2 separate regions of the Homo sapiens genome follow, and region 1 is linked to region 2. A link is a contact called in ENCODE Hi-C or POLR2A ChIA-PET data. All regions are on one chromosome and are shown on one strand. The core of a region is the stretch at or near the end of the contact, and the rest is flanking DNA. Distances in the headings are between cores, read along the strand shown. Region 1 has its middle 76 kb from the start of RGS6. Region 2 holds the start of RGS6 (regulator of G protein signaling 6).

Region 1 (4,435 bases), core at 951-3,450, 76 kb before region 2:
GGGTCTCTCATCCCAGCCCAGACCCTCATCCAGGACCCCCGCTTCCCCCGTACTAAAGGCGCAGCTAGGACTGCAGCTTGCTGAACAGTGTACTGCAATGGACCCGAGAAGAATGCGCACCTTTGTGCTCCTGGTTTGGAATCAAGTATATGCAGTAGTGGCCTTCGATGGTGAGGATTACAGATTTTTTTCATGAGGAACACATATTATATCTCTGAAAGAATCAGTAATAAGGAAATTAGGACAATAAGGAGCAGATCATTTTGGACCCACTATTTACCAGCTCTGTAGCCTTGAGAAAGTTACGAGGTCTCTTGAGGTCTCATTTCATCATCTGTAAAATTATTTAACCTACTCGATTGGGTTGCTGTGACAAATTTAATGAGATAACATGTATAGTCTTGATCTCATCGCAAGCTATAAGAAGTGATACACAAATGTCAGTTGCATTTTTCCTGAGCTGGACTTCCTAGTATTCTCTCCTATTTCATAGGTGGCTTTTTAAGCTTATCTTACCTCTGAGCTTCACATTTGTTTGGTGCTGAATTAGAATTTCCATGTGGTGGTCCCTGAATTTTACTGCTCCCCCAGCACCCTGTCTTTTTCTCTCATGCTGAAAGTAGCCTTTTAACATTTGCCTTTTAACCTGGGTCTTCCTTCTTTTTGCCTGGAATGGTTGTTTTTTTGTTTGTTTGTTTTTGAGATGGAGTCCCACTGCAAACTCTGCCTCCCGAGTTCAAGTGATTTTCCCTCCTCAGACTCCTGAGTAGTTGGGATTACAGACGCCCACCACCAGGCCCAGCTAATTTTTGAATTTTTAGTAGAGATAGGATTTCACCATGTTGACCAGGCTGATCTTGAACTCCTGATCTCAAGTGATCTGCCCGCCTTGGTCTCCCAAAGTGCTGAGACTACAGGCATGAGCCACTACACCCAGCCTTCTGCCTGGGATGTGGATGTGATTCCCAGAAGTGCAGCTGCCATCTTGCCACCATGAGGTAACCTAAGGGTGTCAGAGCAGAAGGATAAAAGGAGCTTACGTCCTTCATGGCAGTGTGGGACTATACTAGAGCTTGACTACTCACCAAATCTCACCTTGAAAGAACACACACTTTAAAATTTAAAACTCCAATTGTCTCTAAAATAAGAAAGAAAGAAAGAAAATAGGTTCAGGTGAGGAAGTATGGCAGAATGTTGATAATGATGAATCTGGGGAATGGACATATTGGTTCACTATACTTTTCTCTTTAATTCTGTGTGTGTGTGTTTGAAATTTTTCATGACAAAAATTTAAAAGAAAATTGAACTTCACCAAATTTCTTATCTTGATTATTATGTGAAGCTCCAGGTTCTAATCAAGCTCTTCCAAGGGCAGAGGACAATGATTTTCCTGTTGGCCAACTTTTCATTGGCTGCATCCCAATACCCCAGGCTTGCCTCAATATTCCTGCTGTGCTGCTGCCCCCTGCTGGCCTCTGCCATTTTGTGTGCCTGAAGATAAGCTTCCCCCCATGTCAGAGGGCTGTGAGCTCCCTCCACTGAAGAAGGTTTTTAAAGATTAGACTCTTGATTTTAGATGATGTTTAATAAATGAATGTCCCTTCTATTCCCAAATTCTTAATGCCTGATTTTTAAAAAGCATGATGGGCATGTGGGGAGATACAAGAGACACAGAAGCCTCTGCCTTTGCGGTTCATTTTGTAGGAATGAGGATTCATAAAATGTACCACCCCCCATTCTGTCTCAACTGATGCCCCATCCCTCCTTCCATTTTCATCCTTCCAATTTCTTCATTCTCTGTTTGATGGACATGTTATAGGAAATATGTTTCAGAAATACCATCTTTTTAGTTTTTATTTAATCTTAGATTTCCTGAGTGTGATGCTGGAGAAATATTTGTAAACAAAATACCTACTTCAGATGGACCAGAAGAGAGAAAGGACTGGTACAGGTTGCTGAAGACAACCTTGACTGTGTTTTTAAGGTGTGCCCACGTCTGCTAACCCCAGGGAACTATTGAACACAACATATTTGACTGGTTTGCTGATTTCCAGAACAGCCAATAGTAGTGTAACTGAGCAGAGAAACAATGCTGTTAGAAGGGGCACGGTGAGAGTGAGATCGGCCCTTCGGTTTGCGTGGGAGCTGGGTGAAGCTGGTGACTGCTGGCTTTCCCCCGCTTCCCTGACAACCTGCATGACTCAGCAGAGGCAGCCATAATCCTGCTAGGTACACTACTCTATTGACCTTGCAACATCACCCCCATACCCCACAGCAGCCACAGCAAGACCTGCCCAAGGAGAGTCTGATCTCAGACATGCTTAGCCCTGCCCCGACCTGATGGGCCTTTCCTATGCACCCTGGTAGCTGAAGACAAAGGGCATATACTCTTGGGAGTTTTAAGGCCCCGCCCACTGCCATTTTCTCTCAATACTACCACAGCTGATGCTTTCTGGAAAGCACCACCTCCTGGCAGTAGGCCAACCAGCACAAAAATAGAACATTAAACCACCAAAGCTGACAACCTCGTAGAGTCCATTTCACCCCCTGCCACCTCCATGGGAACAGGTACTGGTATCCACACTGAGAGACCCATAGATGATTCACATCACAGGACTATGTGCAGACAATCCCCAGTACCAGCCCAGAGCCGGGTAGACTTGCTAAGTGGCTAGACCCAGAAGAGAGATAACAATCACTGCAGCTTGGCTCACAGGAAGCCACATGCATAGGAAAAGAGGAAGAGTACTACATCAAGGCAACACCCCATGGGACAAAAGAATCTGAACAACAGCCCTCAGCCCTAAACCTTCTCTCTGACAGAGCCTACCCAAATAAGAAGGAACCAGAAAACCAACTCTGGTAATATGACAAAACAAGGCTCTTTAACACCCCCCAAAAATCACTCTTGCTCACCAGCAGTGGATCCAAACCAAGAAGAAGAAATCCCTGATTTACCTGAAAAACAATTCAGGAGGTTACTTATCAAGCAATCAGGGACGCACCAGAGAAAGGCAAAGCCCAATGCAAGGAAATACAAAAAACGATGCAAGAAGTGAAGGGAGAAATATTCAAGGAAATAGATAGCATAAAGAAAATCAACCAAAACTTCAGGAAATATTGGACACACCTATAGAAATCCAAAATGCTCTGGAAAGTCTCAGCAATGGAATTGAATAAGTAGAAAAAGAAATTCAGAGCTCGAAGACAAGGTCTTGGAATTAACCCAATCCAACAAAGACAAAGAAAAACAATAAGAAAATAAGAACAAAGCCTCCAAGAAGTCTGGGATTATGTTAAGGGAACAAACCTAAGAATAATCAGTGTTCCAGAGGAAGAAGAGAAATCTAAAAGTTTTGAAAACATATTTGGGGGAGTAATCGAGGAAAACTTCCCTGGCCTTGCTAGAGACCTAGACATGCAAATAAAAGAAGCACAAAGAACAGCTGGGAAATTCATCGCAAAACGATCATCATCTAGGCATATTGTCATCAGGTTATCTAAAGTTAAGACAAAGAAAATAATTTTAAGAGCTGTGAGACAAAAACACTCAGGTAACCTATAAAGGAAACCTATCAGATTAACAGCAGATTTCCCAGCAGAAACCCTGCAAAGCTAGAAGGGATTGGGGCCCTATCTTCAGCCTCCTCAAACAAAACAATTATCAGCCAAGAATTTTGTATCCAGCAAAACTAAGCAACATATATGAAGGAAAGATGCAGTCTTTTTCAGACAAACAAATGCTGAGAGAATTCGCCACTACCAAGCCACCACTATAAGAACTGCTAAAAGGAGCTCTAAATCTTCAAACAAATCCTGGAAACACATACAAACAGAAACTCTTTAAAGCGTAAATCACACAGAACCTATAAAACAAAAATGCAAGTTAAAAAGCAAAAACAAAAAAAAAACCGAGGTATGCAAGCAACAAATAGCACAATGAATGCAATGGTACCTCACATCTCAATACTAACATTGACTGTAAATGGCCTAAATGTTCCACTTGAAAGATACAGAACTGCAGAATGGATAAGAACTCACCAACTAACTCTCTGCTGCCTGCGGGAGACTCACCTAACACATACGGACTCACATAAACTTCAAGTAAAGGGGTGGAAAAAGGTATTTCACTCAAATGGACACCAAAAGCGAGCAGGGGTAGCCATTCTTGTATCAGACAAAACAAACTCTAAAGCAACAGCAGTTAAAAGAGACAAAGAGGGACATTATATAATGGTAAATGGCCTTGTCCAACAGGAAAATATCACAATCCTAAACATATGTACACCTAACACTGGAGCTCCCAAATTTATAAAACGATTACTAATAGACCTAAGAAATGAGATAGACAGCAACACAATAATAGTGGGGGACTTCAATACTCCACTGACAGCAGTAGACAGGTTATTGAAACAGAAAGTCAACAAAGAAACAA
Region 2 (4,443 bases), core at 1,612-4,111:
GTACTTATTAATAATTAATGATGTATTAATGAACATTTTTAGAGATATGCTTTGAGACTATGTAAATATCCTGTTCCTCATCAAACTTTTACCCACCAATTTTAGCATTTATTGATGATTCTGGCCTGAATCAATTATTAAGATGGTGGTTGCCAAATGGTGGTTTTCTAATTCTATCTTTTCTTCTTCATTTATTAGTCGCATTCTACTATAGAGTTCCCTTCTCTGTTTCTATCAGCATGGACTCATGGACTCTTATTTTACTCAAAGGGTTAAATTTGTCATTAACTATTTTACTCCTTAAATAGTTCAAGATTTGGCCAACAGGAACCCCTTCAAGCTGACTTCTGTCTTCTTTTGACATGTCTCCATAATTCTTTAAGTATTTTCTCATTTCCTTGCACAACAAATTATTCTAGTTTCATCCACTATACCAAGGAACTGTGGTTCCTTTCAGTGGAGGATGGTATTAAGAAACCAAGGTCTGAGTGTTAGGTGTGTTCATTGCTACTGGGGTGCCATTGCTTTTAGGCCTTCTCAGTCGACAAACCTAGGAAATATATCACCATATACACACACATATACACTTATATTTTTCTGTCTATCTATCTATAATCTCTTTGGATCCAAAATCATTTTACACCTTCATCTCCAACTTCAAGGCACATAGCTAGATCTCTTGCCTTTCTGTATTGGTAATTCCCTTCTCCAGCAGTGAGATGACTGGCTCCAATTTTCTTAATGTATTTACTTCTTTGCTCAATTCCCTAGCACATAAACCAATCTCTTGGCCATGTCAGCAAAAAATGTGTCCTGTCTCTATTACATACATATATATATAAAATACCCCCCACATACATACACATACATATGAAATCAGATATTTTATGTATAAGAAACCATACTACATAGATATATCAGGAATCCCATATAATACACAAAATGTATCAATATGAAAATACATATCTAATTCCTATAAATATCTGATTTCACATATTTTTTTTTAAAGAGAAGTACACAGTAAGGCTTTCTTCTGATGAGCCTGGAGCCTGCTGTTTATACTTCCACAGTATTATTCCTTCATGCTGTACTTGGCCCTCAAGGAGCTGCTAGCCTCAGAAATGCAGAGTTCCCACTGGGTGTGGTGGCTCAAGTCTGTAATCCCAGCACTTTGGGTGGCCAAGGCGGGTGGATCATCTGAGGTCAGGAATTTGAGACCAGCTTGGCCAACATGGTGAAACCCCATCTCTACTGAAAACACACAAAAAATTAGCTGGCAGGCACCTGTAATCCCAGCTACTTGGGAGGCTGAGGCAGGAGAATCGCTTGAACCTGGGAGGCGGAGGTTGCAGTGAGCGAAGATTGCACCACCACACTCCAGCCTGGGCAACAAGAAGGAAACTACGTCTCAAAAAAAAAAAAAAAAAAAAAAAAAAAAAAAAAAAAAAAAGCAGAGCTCCTCAAAGCGGAAGTTTCCCTAGTTGCTACCTTTCGCTCCATGTACAGCCTATTCTTTAACTGTGACAAACGGCCACAGCCAGCTCCACAACCGGCTTGAGCCAAGTATTGAGCCTGAGGAAAGAAAGATTTTATATTTCAGCTTTAATAAACAACTGGGACATCTGTTACAATTCTATTTTCCTCACTAGGCTGGGTATGGTTTCTCTTGGTTGCAGGTTTCCCCCCACCCCCCGCCTTTCTGTGTACTAAGCCTACCATAACACACATGTCTGCTTGTGTGTTATCCCATTCGACGTGAAGGCTTCAGGGCAGAGACTGCTTCCTTTATTATCCATTTCTAATGTTAGAAGAGGGTCTAACACAGAGCAGGTGCTATTTGTCTATTGAAGGAAAGAATGAATACATCCATTAATCAATGTAGAATGGCGGGAAAAGACACAATTTGGGAAGGAGACTTTACTCTTTAACTTCTGGACCCATGTGAATGAGGAGTCCAGGTCATCCATCGTTAAAGGCATTTAGGTATTTTATTTCAAGTATTTTTCCCCTTTTCTGGTGACATACTACAATTCAGGACTAAATCTCAAATTTATTCTTGATATTGATAGCATTGATATTGCACACAAATCCCACGGTTACCGTCCAGCACTAGTGATCTTGTCCTATTTCCACCTGCAGCTTTTTGAATCTAAGTACACATCGCATTTCAAAACTCCCACGTTAAAGAAAGGCATCAGTTCAAGTTACTTTCTCATTTTCTGTCTTCGACTTTTTTCTGCTTCCCCCAAGAATATCTGAGAGTTACTTTTCTCGAAAGTTCTTTTGTAGTGTTCCAGATAGGAATCATCCTGTAATATTCCAAATGCAGCGTGTGGTGTGCATGTTGAATACATAAAAATGACGAGGTTAGGAACAATATCGCTGACGGTCGCGGTGTCCCGTTTTAATTTAGAGGGCGCCAGCAACACGTCAGTGAGGGAGATTCAGAAGCCGCCGGGCACCTCACCCCGGGCCGGGAATCCCTAAGAGAACCTTGACGCCGCTGAAGTTTCCGGACCGGGCCAGTTTGGAATTGACGAAAGCAGCCTCCGCCCGGTCGAGCCAGTCTCTCGGTTTTCTCGGCGGCTTCTTGAGGATGAGGCATTTCTAGGTTTTCTCCTCCTCGAGCAAATCACGGTCTGCGCCTTCCGCGGCTCTGGGAACAGGTGAGCCGTGCGGCGGCGCCCGCGGGACGCGCTCAGGTGCCGGTCCCCGCCCGCCGGCCCCTCCCTGCAGCACGCGGTCCGGGCCCAGGTGCCGGGGCCCAGGTGCCGGCGCCCAGGTGCGCGGGGCACGGGGCTGCAGCTCCGCTCGGCATCCGACAGCGGGCGCCGCTGCAGCAGCTCGCGGGCCGCGGAGCTGAACGGCTTCGCGAGTTGGGGCAGCTCCTCGCGCTCGGCCCTGCTCGGCGGCGAGAGCTCCGCCTGGGCGCCGCGTTCCTACAGCCGCCGGAGCCGCCAGGCGCCGAGGGAACGGACAGACCTCCGCGCACCCTTGCCGACCGGGGCGGGCAGAGGCGGGCAAGCGGCGAACGCCTGGGAGCGCGGAGAGCCAGGCCAGCCCGGAGCGCGCCGGGGACACCCTGTGCGCCCCGAGTCCCGGCACCATGCGACCCGCCGCGCGTCCTCGCGGGCCCGGGGCTTCGCTCTTCGCTCGCTGAGCCCCTGCGCTCGCCACCACGGAAACTCGGAAAGAGGAGGCGAGGCTGTGGGGAGCGGCGCGGAGACGGACTAGACTTCCCCTCCGCCCCCAAGAGGCTGCCGGTCCCCGGTTCCCTGGGCTTCTCCAGCTTTATCATGAACCTGGCGCAAGGTTGGCTTTAGGAAAAATTCTGGAGCCAGAGGGAGAGTCAAGGCAATTCTTTGGTTGCTAAGGTAATTGTAGTTGTGATAAAAAATGGGCAAGAAACAAATGGGGGAAAAACATGGTTTAAAACAGTATCCTCCCTCCCCACCCCATTAATATGTGTTGATTTCATCTCCTGGGTGTGGGTGCTTGTCCATTTCAGATGCGTGACAGGTGCCCGTGTGTGTGTGTCTGCAGTTTGGGACTGTGGAAGCACGAGCTTACATAAGTGGTTAGGCAAGCTGGCGTGTGGACTTGTGTGGGATGGGTGCAGGTCTGCATATAAATCATGTTCCTGGGTTTCTGGGTGTGAAGCGCACACCGACGGGGACGAGAGCGCAGAGGATGGCGCTTTTAGATACTTCCAGTCTTCCGATGTTGTGATCGCAGGTAGGGCAGCTTTGCCTCTAATCAGGCGTTCATTAACTTTTTCCCTGAACAAGCTCGCCCATTTGTGGTTTGGAAGAAAAGAAAGCGAGTCTCCGCGGTGAGGTGTGGAGGGCAGGGGCGGGTGGGGAGGTTTGTTGTTTGGGAACTGCGCTAGCAAAGGAAGCGGTGGCTATTCGCTTGGAGAGGATGACAAATGAACTGGTTGCGTGAGGAGTGAAGAGACCGTGTTTACAGTCACCAGCAGGCTGCGTAAAGAAGTGGCCCAGTGAGACAGGGAAAGTGACCCAGAAAATTTAGTTTTGTTCAGAATGAAAGCTGCTGTATTTCATTTTTGTTTCTTAATTTGACGGAGTAGGAACGTTATTTTCCTTCTCTGTCATTGAGACCAGTAGCATTTCTATGTTACAAACTGAAGATATTTGGGGTCTCGTCGGCTTGGGATTATCAATGCTTGGGAGGTGAGTTCTGATCAATACCTTTAACAACCCCAAAGAAAAACGCAAAAATAATCAAGTTTAGGTAAAACTTCCACTGGACTTTCTTTCCAGGGAGGGTGAGAGATGGAAGAACTGGGCTTGTAAGTATCAAAATGGAGTTAGAGAATGAGCTACAAGTTTGTGTGTGTATGGTCTGTCAAAAAGTGTTAAGACTGAAAGGAAACTGTTAGGTTTAGTTAAATGTGTTGACAACACGGCTCTTACATATCAA

What was found. A loop is a pair of places that touch in the nucleus more often than their neighbours do. ChIA-PET counts read pairs that join two places held with the same protein, here RNA polymerase II (POLR2A). Pooled maps may share reads with other maps.
Region 1: a loop to region 2 is called in a map of GM12878, with 2.1 times the contacts of the local background. The contact joins the enhancer-like site here to the promoter of RGS6 in region 2. A Hi-C loop is called at or near these places in 2 of 168 maps with a recorded cell type or tissue (GM12878 and mammary epithelial cell) and 2 of 50 pooled maps. POLR2A ChIA-PET finds 5 or more read pairs at or near these places in 1 of 52 experiments (B cell).

What each region holds. Positions count from the first base shown.
Region 1 is chr14:71,854,136-71,858,570 of GRCh38, forward strand. No RefSeq gene overlaps it. Among named protein-coding and RNA genes, the nearest start is that of RGS6, 76 kb to the right of the region's middle. RefSeq lists an enhancer at 2,127-2,196. Within about 2 kb of position 2,201, at least 2 of the 41 ENCODE cell types and tissues checked have a DNase peak (open chromatin) inside an H3K27ac peak, as active enhancers do; they include GM12878, where a contact is called at or near this core.
Region 2 is chr14:71,929,568-71,934,010 of GRCh38, forward strand. RGS6 (regulator of G protein signaling 6) reads left to right here and starts at 2,862. Exons shown (of 18, transcript NM_001204424.2): 1 at 2,862-3,374. It overlaps LOC124903404 (translation initiation factor IF-2-like), which reads left to right and starts at 2,359. Exons shown (of 2, transcript XM_047432046.1): 1 at 2,359-2,458; 2 at 2,602-3,323. The coding sequence starts at 2,359. The coding sequence ends at 3,323. RefSeq lists silencers at 2,651-2,930, 2,951-3,110.